3 separate regions of the Homo sapiens genome follow, and regions 1 and 3 are each linked to region 2. The links are chromatin contacts, found by Hi-C or POLR2A ChIA-PET in ENCODE. All regions are on one chromosome and are shown on one strand. Each heading gives the region's core, a stretch centred on a gene start or an enhancer-like site at or near the end of the contact. The rest is flanking DNA. Distances are from core to core; before and after follow the strand shown.

Region 1 (4,417 bases), core at 1,087-3,586, 180 kb before region 2:
CTCTGTTGCCCAGGCTGGAGTGCAGTGGTGAGATCTTGGCTCATCCTGGGTTCAAGCAATTCTCCTGCCTCACCCTCCCAAGTAGCTGGGATTACAGGTGCCCGCCACCACGCCTGGCTAATTTTTGTGTTTTTGTTTGTTTGTTTGTTTTTTGAGATGGAGTCTTGCTCTATCGCCAGGCTGGAGTGCAGTGGCGCGCTCTCGGCTCACTGCAACCTCTGCCTCCCGGGTTCAGGTGATTCCCCTGCCTCAGCCTCCCAAGTAGCTTGGATTATAGGCTCGCACCACCATGCCCAGCTAATTTTTTGTATTTTAGTAGAGATGGGGTTTCACCATGTTGGCCAGGATGGTCTCGATCTCCTGACCTCGTGATCCGCCCGCCTCAGCCTCTCAAAGTGCTGGGATTACAGGCGAGAGCCAGCAAACCCAGCCTAATTTTTGTATTTTTTTTTTTTTTTTTTTTTTTTTTTTTTAGTAGAGATGGAGTTTTACCATATTGGCCAGGCTGGTCTCGAACTCCTGACCTCAAGTGATCTGACCACCTCGGCCTCCTGAAATGCTAGGATTACAAGAATGCGCTACCACACCTGGCCAAAGTTTCTTTTTAATAAGGCTTGCCATATTTGGAGAGAAAAGGGCAGTTTCGTAAAATTTACTCAGTGTTACCAAGCATTATACTACTTAGAATTCTTAGCAAGATGCTTGGATATGCTTCCATATAAAATGAAAATGCTTCTACTGTGGCTTCTTCATATTCTTTGAATTAAAGGTAAGTGAACTCTTGGAAAAAATTGCAAATCATCACACTTTTGTGAAGGCAGTATAATAGATTTTAAGAACATTGGGCCGGGCGCGGTGGCTTACCCCTGTAATCCCAGCACTTTGGGAGGCCGAGGCAGGTGGGTCACTTGAGGCCAGGAGTTGGAGACCAGCCTGGGCAACATGGAGAAACCCCATCTCCACTAAAAATACAAAATATAGTTAGGTGTGGTAGCTCACGCCTGTAGTTCCAGCTACTCTAGAGGCCAAGGCATGAGAATTGCTTGAACCCTGGAAATGGAGATTGCAGTGAGCCGAGATCAGACGACTACACTCCAGCCTGGGTGACAGAGCCAGACTCTGTCTCAAAAAAAAAAGAAGAAGAAAAAAAATAAGAATGTAGGAGAAATCAGCAGCTACTTGGGATGCTGAGGCGGGAGGATTGCTTTAGTCCAGGAATTCGAGGCTGCAGTGAGGTATAATTATACACTGCACTCCAGCTTGGGTGACAGCGAGGCCCCATCTCTATCAAAAACTTTTAAAAAGGAGAATATTAGAGAAATCATATGTGAGTTCAGACTTCATACCTTCACATGGTAGCCCTGTAATCTTGTGCCTCATTTTCCACATCTGAAAACAAGGATAGTTAACTACCTCATAAGGCTTTTGTGAGGACGAAATGAGTTAATGTGTGTGTAAAGTCCTTAGCAAAATGCCTGGTACGTAAAAGTACTCACTTGATAACTGGTAGCAAGCCTCATTATATTCTGAATTTACCTTTGTCTTTTCTCACGTATGTACCCTCCTTCTCCCTCCTCAGTTCCTCCTCTTTAGCAAATACTTTTCTTATTTCTCTTCATCAAAACACTCATATTCTGAAGTTTCCCCTTACCTCTTCATTTCAAAGATCTTTACACCTTCCTCTGTTAATTCTGTGTGCTGCTTGTAACTATTTAGCATAAATTTTAGGAGAGAGTCTCCTTCATCCCACCATCTTCCATAGTGCTTTTTATAAACAAGAAGGGATTGGGATTTGTATTCTTTAAGAATATAACAGGGACTGGCTTGGCTTGAGCTTTTTGGAATCCCTGCCCAGGAGATAATAGGGTCCCAGAAGTGTGTCCTGCCTACACTAGCTTCTTTTTTAAACCTTTGAACCGTCTCTGTTTTAGTACAGGTTGACAATCCCTAATCTGAAAATCCAAAATGCTCCAAAACTTTTTGACTTTTTGTTTTGGTTTGGTTTTGGGTTTTTTTTTTTTTTTTTTGAGACACAGTCTCGCTCTGCTGCCCAGGCTGGAGTGCAGTGGCACAGTCTCGGCTCACTGCAACCTCTGTCTCCTGGGTTCAAATGATCCTCCTGCCTCAGCCTCCCTAGTAGCTGAGACTACAGGTGTGTGCCACCACAGCCGGCTACTTTTTGTATTTTTAGGAGAGACAGGGTTTCACCATGTTGGCCAGGCTGGTCTGCAACTCCTGACCTCAAGTGAACCACCCACCTCCGCCTCCCAAAGTGCTGGGATTACAGGCATGAGTCACCATGCCCAGCCTTCATTTAGGAAATTTTTAACTGTAGAGATGATACATTAAGGTAGAATAAGCATGGGCCCTAAACCTAACACTAGGCTGGGTTTAAATCAGTTTCAATCTTGCAATGAGTACTTACTTAATATCTTGAACTCCATCTTAATAATGAGCCTAATAATACTTGTATTTTTTGTAAGAAATGGAGATAATGATTTTAAAGGGACAGTCATGGAATAAACCTTTAATAACGTGGTAGTTCTTGTTTACTAACTTTGTTCCTTTATTACAGGACATTTTCTACATTGAAAACCAAAAGGAATATGAAAATAAAAAAGCTGCTAGGAAGAGGAGAACACAAGTGTTGGGGAAAAAGATGAAACAAGCTATTAAAAGTCTAAATTTTCAAGAAGATGATGATACATCACGAGAAACTTTTGCAAGTGACACGAATGAGGCCTTGGCCTCTCTTGATGAGTCACAGGAAGGACATGCAGAAGCCAAGTTGGAGGCAGAGGAAGCCATTGAAGTTGATCATTCTCATGATTTGGACATCTTTTAAGTACATTTTCAACAGTTTGAGGACTAAGCCTTTCTAAAATAACATTGTAATAAACCATTTTTACTGAGATTGCAACGTTTTGCACTGATAAACATGAGAATCTGGAGGAAAGACAATTGTTTTCTTGTTTAAAATATGTGTGGAAAGGAATGCAATTGATAGAACATTTAAAGATATATCTGACAAAATACTTAAGAGTATATAGCACAGGATTTAATTTCTCAATCTGTTGCATGTGCTAATTATGAGTATTACTAGTTGATAATCAGTTTTGTCTAGGTCATAACATACCATTTGTAAGTTTGTTTGCTTTTTCAGGTTTATCTTTGCAGTGAATTATGCTTTGCTTTAAAACATTCCGCTAAAATCATAATGGGACATATAAATTATTAAGCTGTTAGAAATGCATTCAAATTTGTTTTTTCTGTGTTCTAAGAACTCAGGCAATTTTAAGGATAAAAACTAACATTGGCCAGGCACGGTGGCTCACGCCTGTAATCCCAACACTTTAGGAGACCAAGGCGGGCAGATCACTTGAGGTCAGAAGTTTGAGACCAGCCAGGCCAACATGGTGAAACTTCATCTCTACTAAAAATACAAAAACTAGCCAGGTGTGGTTCTCCATGCCTATAATCCCGGCTACTCGGGAGGCTGAGGCAGGAGAATCACCTGAACCCGGGAGGCAAAGGTTGCAGTGAGCTGAGATCGTACCACTGTACTCCAGCCTGGGCGACAGAGCAAGACTCTGTCTCAAAAAAAAAAAAAAATACAATTAAGAGGTGTATACTGATGATTCTTCCCACTCATTTGTTTGTCCAGAAGTAAATAAATGTCGGAAGTTTTCCAAGTAACTATTTGTTTTTTGGGGGGTTTTTTAGTTAGAGTCTTGATCTGTCACCCAGGCTGGAGTACAGTGGCAGGATCTCAGCTTACTGCAGCTTCCATCTCCCAGGTTCAAGCGATCATGTGCCTAAGCCTCCTGAGTAGCTGGGATCACAGGTGTGTACCACCACGCCCAGCTGATTTTTGTATTTTTAGTAAAGACTTTCGCCATGTTGTCCAGGCTGGTCTCGAACTCCTGGCCTAATGATCTGCCCACCTCTGCCTCCCAAAGTGCTGGGATCACAGGCATGAGCCACCGAACCCAGCCTTATTCTGCTTAAATTTAACGTGTTTTTTGACTTCTTAATTAACTTGGTCATATACTAAATGTGATCTCCTGTGGATTACCACATGCATTAAAAAATTTTTCAAGCTGGGCCTAGTGGCGCACACCTGCAATCCCAACACTTTGGGAGGCCAAGAGAGGAAGATTGCTTGAGCCCAGGAGTTTGAGACCAATCTAGGCAATGTAGTGAGACCCTGTCTCTAATTTAAAAAAGAAAAAGAAAAAAACATTCCCAGTGGCAGCCTGCCTAAGACTGTCTTACCTTATGTTAAGGAAGTCAGGTATTTAAAATGTTACATATGCCGGCGCAGTGGCTCATGTGTGTAATCCCAGCACTCTGGGAGGCTGAGACAGGTAGATCATTTGAGGTCAGGAGTTCAAAACCAACCTGGTCTACATGGTGA
Region 2 (4,546 bases), core at 1,379-3,878:
CTCTGCCGCCAGGCTGGAGTACAGTGGCACGATCTCGGCTCCTTTCAACCTCTGCCTCCTGGGTTCAAGCAGTTCTCCTGCCTCAGCCTCCCGAGTAGCTGGAACTACAGGCGTGCGCCACCACGCCCAGCTAATTTTTGTATTCTTAGTAGAGACGGGATTTCACCATATTGGCCAGGGTGGTCTCGATCTCCTGACCTCGTGATCCGCCCACCTTGGCCTCCCAAAGTGCTGGGATTACAGGTGTGAGCCACCACATCCGGCCTCACTTCATCTTAACTTATAAAGGCTTGGTCACAGCAGCTAATTACTGTCAACATGTTTAAGCATTAGTTATCTATTCCTGCCTAACAAATTACTTCCAAAGTTCATCAACCTAAAACCACAGACTTGTATTAATTTCTTAGTTCCTGAAGGTCAGAATTCAGAGCTGCTAAACTGGGTGGTTCTGTTTCTTGGTCCCATGAGGTTGCAGTACAGCTTTTAACCTGGGCTGGAGGAATGGCATCTGAGCTCTTTCACAGGGCTGTGGGCAGGACGTGTCAGTTCCTCACCTCATGGTCTTCTTCATAGGGCTGCTCATGATATGGCCCCCCTAAGGGTCAGTGATGAGAAAGAGAGAGAGAGAGAGAAAGAAACACAACGAGAACATGAATACATGCTACCAGCTACCAAGGCAGAAGCCAGATTGTCTTCTATAACCTAATCACAGAGGTTACATACCATCACTTTGGCCTTCTCCTATGGCTCACATCTGGAAATGCGGCTACTCACAGCATTTATAGGCGTGTAAATTTTTTTTTTTTTGAGACACGAGACCCGCTCTGTCGCCCAGGCTGGAATGCAGTGGCATGATCTTGGCTCACTGCAACCTCTGCCTCCTGGGTTCAAGCTATTCTCCTGCCTTAGCCCCCCTAGTAGCTGGGACTACAGGCGCATGCACCCACGCCCTGCTAATTTTTTGTATTTTTAATAGAGACGAGGTTCCACCGTGTTAGCCAGGATGGTCTCAATCTCCTGACCTTGTGATTGGCCCGCCTCAGCCTCCCAAAGTGCTGGGATTACAGGCGTGAGCCACCGTGCCCGGCTCACTCATGTGGAAATCTTAAAATATCACTTATAAGCCTTAACTGCTGTGGTCAAGGGGCAGGGGCAAAACCGTTGTCAAACAAAGGAAGTAATAAAATTGAGGAAAGGGGAATGTATATTTCATGAAAATTGTAGAGGGTTGAAATCAACTCATGGGGGAGAACATGCTGTTAATGTGCTAGGCTTAATGTTTTTAGAAGTAGTGTAATTTTGAAAACAGTGCAAATAGGAATTCATTGTAGCAGTTAGCAAACCAGTTTTTTAGTTGGAGGAAAAATAATAGAAATCTGATTATTTTTTAAAATTACAGGCTTTAAACAAAATAGATATTAGTGCAAGGTGCACCAGACAAGCAGTCAGACCTTGGACAACTCTTAGTGTCAGTTTCTTATTTAAAATGAAATACTAATACTGCTATTTTTTTCTTCAATGAGTGGTAAGGATCAAAGTGGAATACTGTGTGTGAAAACTCTTTGGATACTGTAGCAAGTGCTGTCATATAATTGTTACTAAGTGTTGCTTTGTTAAAGCAGATATTTTGATATGAGGTTGACTTACATTTTTGTTTTGTTTTGTAAAAATTGTGATTTATCATTACTTATTTCTGATGTTGTGTGTAGACAACCAGGAGTAGGGTTTTTTTTCTTTGTAAGGTCACTGGTTCTATATAAAAAATAGCATCAGTAAAAAGTAATTTAATATTTTTAGAGTGCATAGCATCTTTGAATTTTTGGCCTTTGCCTTTTTGAGAATGGATGTTAAGATAGTCCTCTTCAGTTTTGTTTTTGTTTTTGTTTTTTTTAACTCTTTTTGGAGACAGAGTCCTGCTCTCTCGCCCAGGCTGGAGTGCAGTAGTACGATCTTGGCTCACTGCAACCTCCACCTCCTGGGTTCAAGCGATTCTTCTGCTTCAGCCTCTGGAGTAACTGGGTCTACAGGCATGTGCCACCATGCCCGGCTAAGTTTTGTATTTTTAGTAGAGACAGGGTTTCACCACATTGGCCAGGCTGGTCTCGAACTCCTGAACTCAAGTGCTCCATCTGCCTCGGCCTCCCAAAGTGCTGGGATTATAGTTGTGAGCCACCGCACCTGGCCTTTTTTACTTTAAAAAAAATTTTTTTGTGTGAGACAGAGTCTCACTCTGTTGCCCAGGCTGGTGTGCAGTGGTACGGTCTTGGCTCACTGCAACCTGTGCCTCCTGGATTCAAATGATTCTTGTGCCTCAGCCTCACGAGTAGCTGGGATTACAGGTTCACACCCTCACAACTGGCTAACTTTTTTTTTTTTTCCTTACTTTTTACTAAGTAATACCATGTTGGCCAGGCTGGTCTAAAACTCCTGGCCTCAGGTGAGCCACTCGCCTCAGCCTCCCAAAGTGCTGGGATTACAGGTGTGAGCCACTACGCTGGCCTTAACTTTTTTTTTTTACATTCATGATATATATTCAGTAATAATATCTAACTTCCTTATTATGAACAGTTGGGGGAAAAAAGGAAGGAGAAAGACGAAAGAGGAAGGAGGAGGTAGACAAAGAACAAACCATTAGCAGTCACTCTTCAGTATTTTTGTGATTTAGGTATTATTTGCTTCATGAAATAGATGTGATCTCTGGGAAGGTGATAGCAGAATCCTCCTGATTTTTCTGATTTTTCAGATTTTGTCAAGTGCATGCTCCTGTGTAGTAGTTAAGAGAAAGATGAAGAAATGCAAAGGAAAATACATGCGCTAATATACACAAACAGCAACTTTGGTGGGTTATACTTCCCTCTTGTGGCTTCTTCAGATATTACCATTCTAATTATTATTTTTTTTTTTTTGAGACGGAGTCCAGCTCAGCTGCCCAGGCTGGAATGCAGTGGTGCGATCTTGGCTCACTGCAACCACCGTCTCCCAGGTTCAAGTGATTCTCCCATCTCAGCCTCCTGAGTAGCTGGGATTACAGGCACCCTCCATCATGGCTGACTAATTTTTGTATTTTAGTAGAGACAGGGTTTTACCATATTGGCCAGGCTGGTCTTGAACTCCTCACCTCAGGTGATCTGATTGCCTTGGCCTCCCAAAGTGCTAGGATTACAGGCGTGAGCCACCGCGCCCAGCCTTCCATTCTAATTTTATTTAGACACTTCCTTAAAACAGAGTAAAGGAAAGGATCATGACAACTACTTCTATTCTTCAATGGTAAATTTTTCATAAATATTTGAGTTAGTCAACTAATATTGTTAATAAGATCCTGTGTCACTTGATAATGATAGCTTAATACCGGCTTTTAAAGAAGTCATGTAAATTAGCTTGTGCTGCCTATTATTATGTCTAAGAAAATGGTTTTATGGCTGGGCAAGGTGGTTCACACCTGTAATCCCAGCAACTTGAGTGGCTGAGGCAGATGGATCACCTGAGGTCAGGAGTTTGAGACCAGTCTGGCCAACATGGGGAAATCTCATCTCTACTAAAAATACAAAAATTAGCTGGGCATGGTGGTATGTGCCTGTAATCCCAGTTACTAGGGAGGCTGATGCAGGAGAATTGCTTGAACCCGGGAGGCGGAGGTTGTAGTGAGCTGAGATCATACCATTGCACAACAGCCTGGGCGACAGAGTGATACTCTATCTCAGAAAAGAAAAGAAAAGAAAAGAAAATAGTTTCATTTCACATAAATCTTTACATGAATTTATCACAACTGTTAAGTTTAACTTTCCATGTGCTGTTTTTTCAGAGATGTTCTTAAGATTATCAATGAAACAATTCAGAAAAATAATTTTTGCTTAGTGTTTAGTATAGTATACTGTGTATAAATCCTTGATTGCAGATAGTTTTAGTAGGCCATCCAGGCCTTTCCTTGGCTTCAGAAAAATAAATAGCTATGCTCCTGAAAAGGAATAGAAAGTTCCTAAGGCTTGAGATGCTACCACTTCTGTCATTAGTTCCATTTCAAAAACCTCAACTGAAAACTAAGAGGCAAAAAAGTGTTTATTCACATGACCGCCTGAGGACAAACAGGAGGAAGTTCGTGTGTAAAACTTCAGATGGCTGTGATGTCACTCAGATGTGTACCAATGCAGCCATGGTAAGTAGCTTGGCTTTATGCTTTTTGTTTTTTCCCCAGGAGATTAACGAGACCAGAAGGAAGCATGAAACGCGCTTGGTAGAGGTGGATTCTGGGCGTCAAATTGAGTATGAGTACAAGCTGGCGCAAGCCCTTCATGAGATGAGAGAGCAACATGATGCCCAAGTGAGGCTGTATAAGGAGGAGCTGGAGCAGACTTACCATGCCAAAGTGAGCTCTCTTCAGAAGATTCTTTTGAACACTTAAAATCATTACTTCACAATTCCCATGATGAACATGGCTTTATGTTTATTTTGTTCTAGTTTTTAAAAATGATTCCCCTAGTCTCCATGAAATATATAGAAAATTGATTTTTTCAAAAAAGTGCAGTTTTCTATAAACTAAATGTTATTA
Region 3 (3,981 bases), core at 981-3,480, 160 kb after region 2:
TACGGGCACATGCCACCACACCTGGCTAACTTTTGTATTTTTAGTAGAGACAGAGTTTCGCCATGTTAGCCAGGCTGGTCTCGAACTCCTGACCTCAGATGATACACCCACCTCAGCCTCCCAACGTGCTGGGATTACAGGTGTGAGCCACTGCGCCCAGCTGGCTTATGCTCTTTTTCTAAAAATTTGTCCACTTAGGAAAGTGTCTTGATTTCAATAAAATTAGCATGGATTAAATTACTTTTTTTCTTTTTTTTTTTTCTTTTGGTATTTGATCTTGCTCGATGAATGTGGACATCAGCTATGGGTTAGGAATGCTATTCAGGAACATCTAATGTGTTTGTGATAATGTATTTGACTTGTGGCCAAATGGTACTCTTGAGAGATGTGGTTGTGACTTTGACAGATTAAGCCAAAGTTAAATTCTGATGAAGTGCAAAGGAATTTTATCGGTCCCAGGATGGTTGCCAACTGTGTTGGGCAAAAGAGTGATTTTCCAAAAAGGTCCAGAGCAATCCGCATGTATTCTGTCACCTCTACTTCCAGTTTCTTCAAAGGCCAGCCAAAAGCTTCATTTTCCTACTTCCTGTCATTTCCAAAACCACAGCTTAAACCTGAAAAACAAATGGGAAGCTGTGTTCCTGCCTCTTATGATTGCTGCCACTTACAAACCAGCAAGAACAGAGCACAGCAAGCAGAGGAGAGTTCAGTCTTGCTGATGTCACATGAAGCAGAATGAGGACTCTGCTTGTTTGGCTCCTGAGTTTAAAAGATAAGTAGACAATTTATTGTTGGTAGGTTGAGAAAATTCAAGAACAGAGAGAAATCTGACAGTCTGGCCATAAGAAGAAATTTTTGCATTTATGTTCTTATAGCCATACCTGAAGTCAACTAATTACGTTTGGAGAGAAGTAGAATGCTTGCTTTAAGAAGAAAAAACAGGCTAGGGCGCGGTGGCACACACCTGTAATCCCAGCACTTTGGGAGGCCGAGGCGGGCAGATCATGAGGTCAGGAGATCAAGACCATCCTGGCTAGCATGGTGAAACCCTGTCTCTACTAAAAATACAAAAAATTAGCCGGGCGTGGTGGTGGGCACCTGTGGTCCCAGCTGCTCGGGTGGCTGAGGCAGGAAAATGGCATGAACCCGGGAGGCAGAGGTTGCAGTGAGCCGAGGTCGCGCCACTGCACTCCAGCCTGGGTGACAGAGCGAGACTCTGTCTCAAAAAAAAAAAAAAAAAAAGAAAAGAAAAAACAAATGTTCTATGTTGACCCTATCCCCAACATCCTTGCAGCAGGTCTATTGTACCTTAAGCTGTGCTCTAACTTCATTAGCAGGCTCTAGGCCTCTCTCCCAGAGATCACCCATGGGAGGGATCCAGCTTCCTTCACTCAGCAGCTCTTACACTGCTCCCAGGAGGAAGGAAGCATTTTGTTTTAAAGAGACTGCAACACAACCCAAAGGAAAGACAGTTATCTTAGTGTCCATATGTCCACAAGAGGAAAATGTGGGTGTAGCATTTTAATCCCAGTAAGTGACAATTAGTCACTAGGCTTCTAAGAAGTTTGACACTGTTATTCCTCTCCCCCTTTTCTAAATTGCAAGGGTAATACTGCATTTGCACAGAAACCATGCTAACTGGCTAGCTACTTCATTAAATTACCATATGATTCTTATTTTATGGGTACAAAACAGTTGATCTCAGTGAACCGGCAACTTAGAAACTTAGGAGGCAAATTAGAGCAATTACTAATAAATTATACATGTGGTAACTAACAATTTGTCTATCACCTAGAAATATGAGAAAAAACTGCCAGACTCCCTGGCTCTGCAATTCTGAACAAGTCTTTTCATTTTTTTCTTTTCCAAGACCAAAAGCTGTCATTATCCACACCAGTTATACCATTACTCTTGCTGCTTTCACAGAGTCCAACATTTATAATACAAAGTTAGGAGTACAACGAGTGGGATTTGCATTCTGTTTGGAACAGAGTGTTTGACTGCTTAAAATTAAAGAACTAAAAAAAAAAAAAAAAAAAAATTCCCAGAACCTCAAATCACCCCCTAAAAACCAGGAAGTGAGATTCATGTTAGCTTTCCCTAAGTAAGTTTATGGAAGAGATAATGGCAAGAGGTAGGGGCAAAGTATCTGTTCATTCATAATCACTACTGTGCTTCGTTTCTGGGCAAGGTAGTCTGATGAAATTAAAGGAAGTTCTGTGTTACAAGTCATGTGCTTTTATGGGGGAGGAGGTGAGATGAGGTCAATTAACAAGATATGATCTTTCTCTTCTCTCCCTGCTTGTCTCACCCAGGCCTCGGGTGTGCCATTCAACATGAAAGGTGTTGATGCCATTCATTAATTGAGGGTCAGATTCCTCTATCAGCATATTCCTCCCATCTGAGACTGCCTTACCTCCATCCACTTCCACCCCCAACAGGTTTCATTTTCTGCAGCTGCTGTCAAGAGCTACGTGGAGGAAGAGAGTGGTTTTAACAACTGCATGCTCAAATTTATTCTCACTGGCCTCTTGTTTGAAGGAAGTCCAATGTCTAGACCCTGGATGTTGAAACAGGATGTAAAAAAAACACCAAAAAAACCCTGTATATTTGAGAGAGTTTTGAAACCCATCCCAAATACACTCCAGCAATGGAGAAAAATTTGATTTTGGCATAATTTATATACCACATTTCTCCCCGTACCCAACAAAAGTGTATGCTAATGTCTCTATATCACATGATATATCAGTTTAAAATATTCTTTCTCTTTGCCTTTGTTCGTAGTCTCATTTCCACTTTTACTTAAAATTTTAATATCTTCTCCCCAGGTTCTTTATTTATTTTTGCTATATGCCTGAATATAAGACCTAATTCCATGTCACCAATATCTCCCTTGAGAAGCACTGATGTTAAGTAGAATAAAATGTAATCAACACTCATTGTTTCCTACCAGGACAACAGTAGGGTTTAAAACAAAACCAACCTCGTTATGAATTCCAAACGCCCTTCTAAATAACTCTGGGTGCCATTTCACAACCTGACCTGCATAGTTCCTTTAGGCTGCTGTGGGAGTTGTGACTATCCTGTGTCCACGTTTGCATGCTAGGTTGCACTAACCCAGTAAACACATTCTGTATCAGCCTGCAGTTTGTGGAGGTCCGAGCACAACGCATGGAATTCCACCTCTCTGGGGTTCCTGCCAGGTGGAGCAATCCAGAAGTATAGCTTCCACCTGTAGGGGAGGCGCCTGCAAACCTGGCAGCTCTGAGGTCACACTGCTCTTAATTCAGACCACATCTGAGCTCACCTAGCTAGATGCTAAAGCAGACAATTGCAGAAGTGCAGAGGGTGGCAGAGAGAATTTGGGGGCAATGATCCTCAACTCTCACATTCCTTTTGACTAAAATGCATTGTAATGACTCTACCTACTTCAGTAGTGCTAGGAAAGAGATGTGGATTACTGCCTCTGTGCAATGATAAAGCAGTAAGTTATCCGTATTAGTAAGAACATATATACGTTTTTGTAGTTCATCACCATCCAAATTGCCTAAGGTGATGGCCATAAAGAACATTATTTTCAGGCATAAATATAAGTTGGAGACTGAAGGATCTGTAAGAGGAATACTTTCTATCCAGAATATTAAGCAAAATCTATTTTTTTTTTTTTTTTTTTTTTTTTTTTTGAGACGGAGTCTCGCTCTGTCGCCCAGGCCGGACTGCGGACTGCAGTGGCACAATCTCGGCTCACTGCAAGCTCCACTTCCCGGGTTCACGCCATTCTCCTGCCTCAGCCTCCCGAGTAGCTGGGACTACAGGCGCCCGCCACCGCGCCCGGCTAATTTTTTGTATTTTTTAGTAGAGACGGGGTTTCACCTTGTTAGCCAGATGGTCTCGATCTCCTGACCTCATGATCCACCCGCCTCAGCCTCCCAAAGTGCTGGGATTACAGGCGTGAGCCACCGCGCCCGGCCGCAAAATCTA

What was found. Hi-C counts contacts between places; a loop is a spot of excess contacts on that map. ChIA-PET counts read pairs that join two places held with the same protein, here RNA polymerase II (POLR2A). Pooled maps may share reads with other maps.
Region 1: a pooled map shows a loop between it and region 2 (2.3-fold over the local background). The contact joins two enhancer-like sites. A Hi-C loop is called at or near these places in 1 of 37 single-sample maps with no recorded cell type and 3 of 50 pooled maps. POLR2A ChIA-PET finds 5 or more read pairs at or near these places in 4 of 52 experiments (H1, WTC11, activated CD8-positive, alpha-beta memory T cell and 1 more).
Region 3: a pooled map shows a loop between it and region 2 (4-fold over the local background). The contact joins two enhancer-like sites. A Hi-C loop is called at or near these places in 1 of 168 maps with a recorded cell type or tissue (natural killer cell) and 9 of 50 pooled maps. POLR2A ChIA-PET finds 5 or more read pairs at or near these places in 5 of 52 experiments (B cell, OCI-LY7, activated CD8-positive, alpha-beta memory T cell and 1 more).

The regions. Positions count from the first base shown.
Region 1 is chr5:126,622,000-126,626,416 of GRCh38, forward strand. PHAX (phosphorylated adaptor for RNA export) reads left to right here. Exons shown (of 5, transcript NM_032177.4): 5 at 2,576-4,417. The coding sequence ends at 2,845. Among named protein-coding and RNA genes, the nearest start is that of SPMIP10, 7.5 kb to the right of the region's middle. RefSeq lists a silencer at 2,804-3,004. Within about 2 kb of position 2,337, at least 5 of the 41 ENCODE cell types and tissues checked have a DNase peak (open chromatin) inside an H3K27ac peak, as active enhancers do.
Region 2 is chr5:126,805,988-126,810,533 of GRCh38, forward strand. LMNB1 (lamin B1) reads left to right here. Exons shown (of 11, transcript NM_005573.4): 4 at 4,193-4,363. Among named protein-coding and RNA genes, the nearest start is that of LMNB1, 31 kb to the left of the region's middle. Within about 2 kb of position 2,629, at least 3 of the 41 ENCODE cell types and tissues checked have a DNase peak (open chromatin) inside an H3K27ac peak, as active enhancers do; they include B cell and OCI-LY7, where a contact is called at or near this core.
Region 3 is chr5:126,970,226-126,974,206 of GRCh38, forward strand. All of the region lies in intron 1 of MARCHF3 (membrane associated ring-CH-type finger 3), which reads right to left. Among named protein-coding and RNA genes, the nearest start is that of MARCHF3, 58 kb to the right of the region's middle. RefSeq lists enhancers at 2,239-2,328, 2,349-2,398. Within about 2 kb of position 2,231, at least 9 of the 41 ENCODE cell types and tissues checked have a DNase peak (open chromatin) inside an H3K27ac peak, as active enhancers do; they include B cell and OCI-LY7, where a contact is called at or near this core.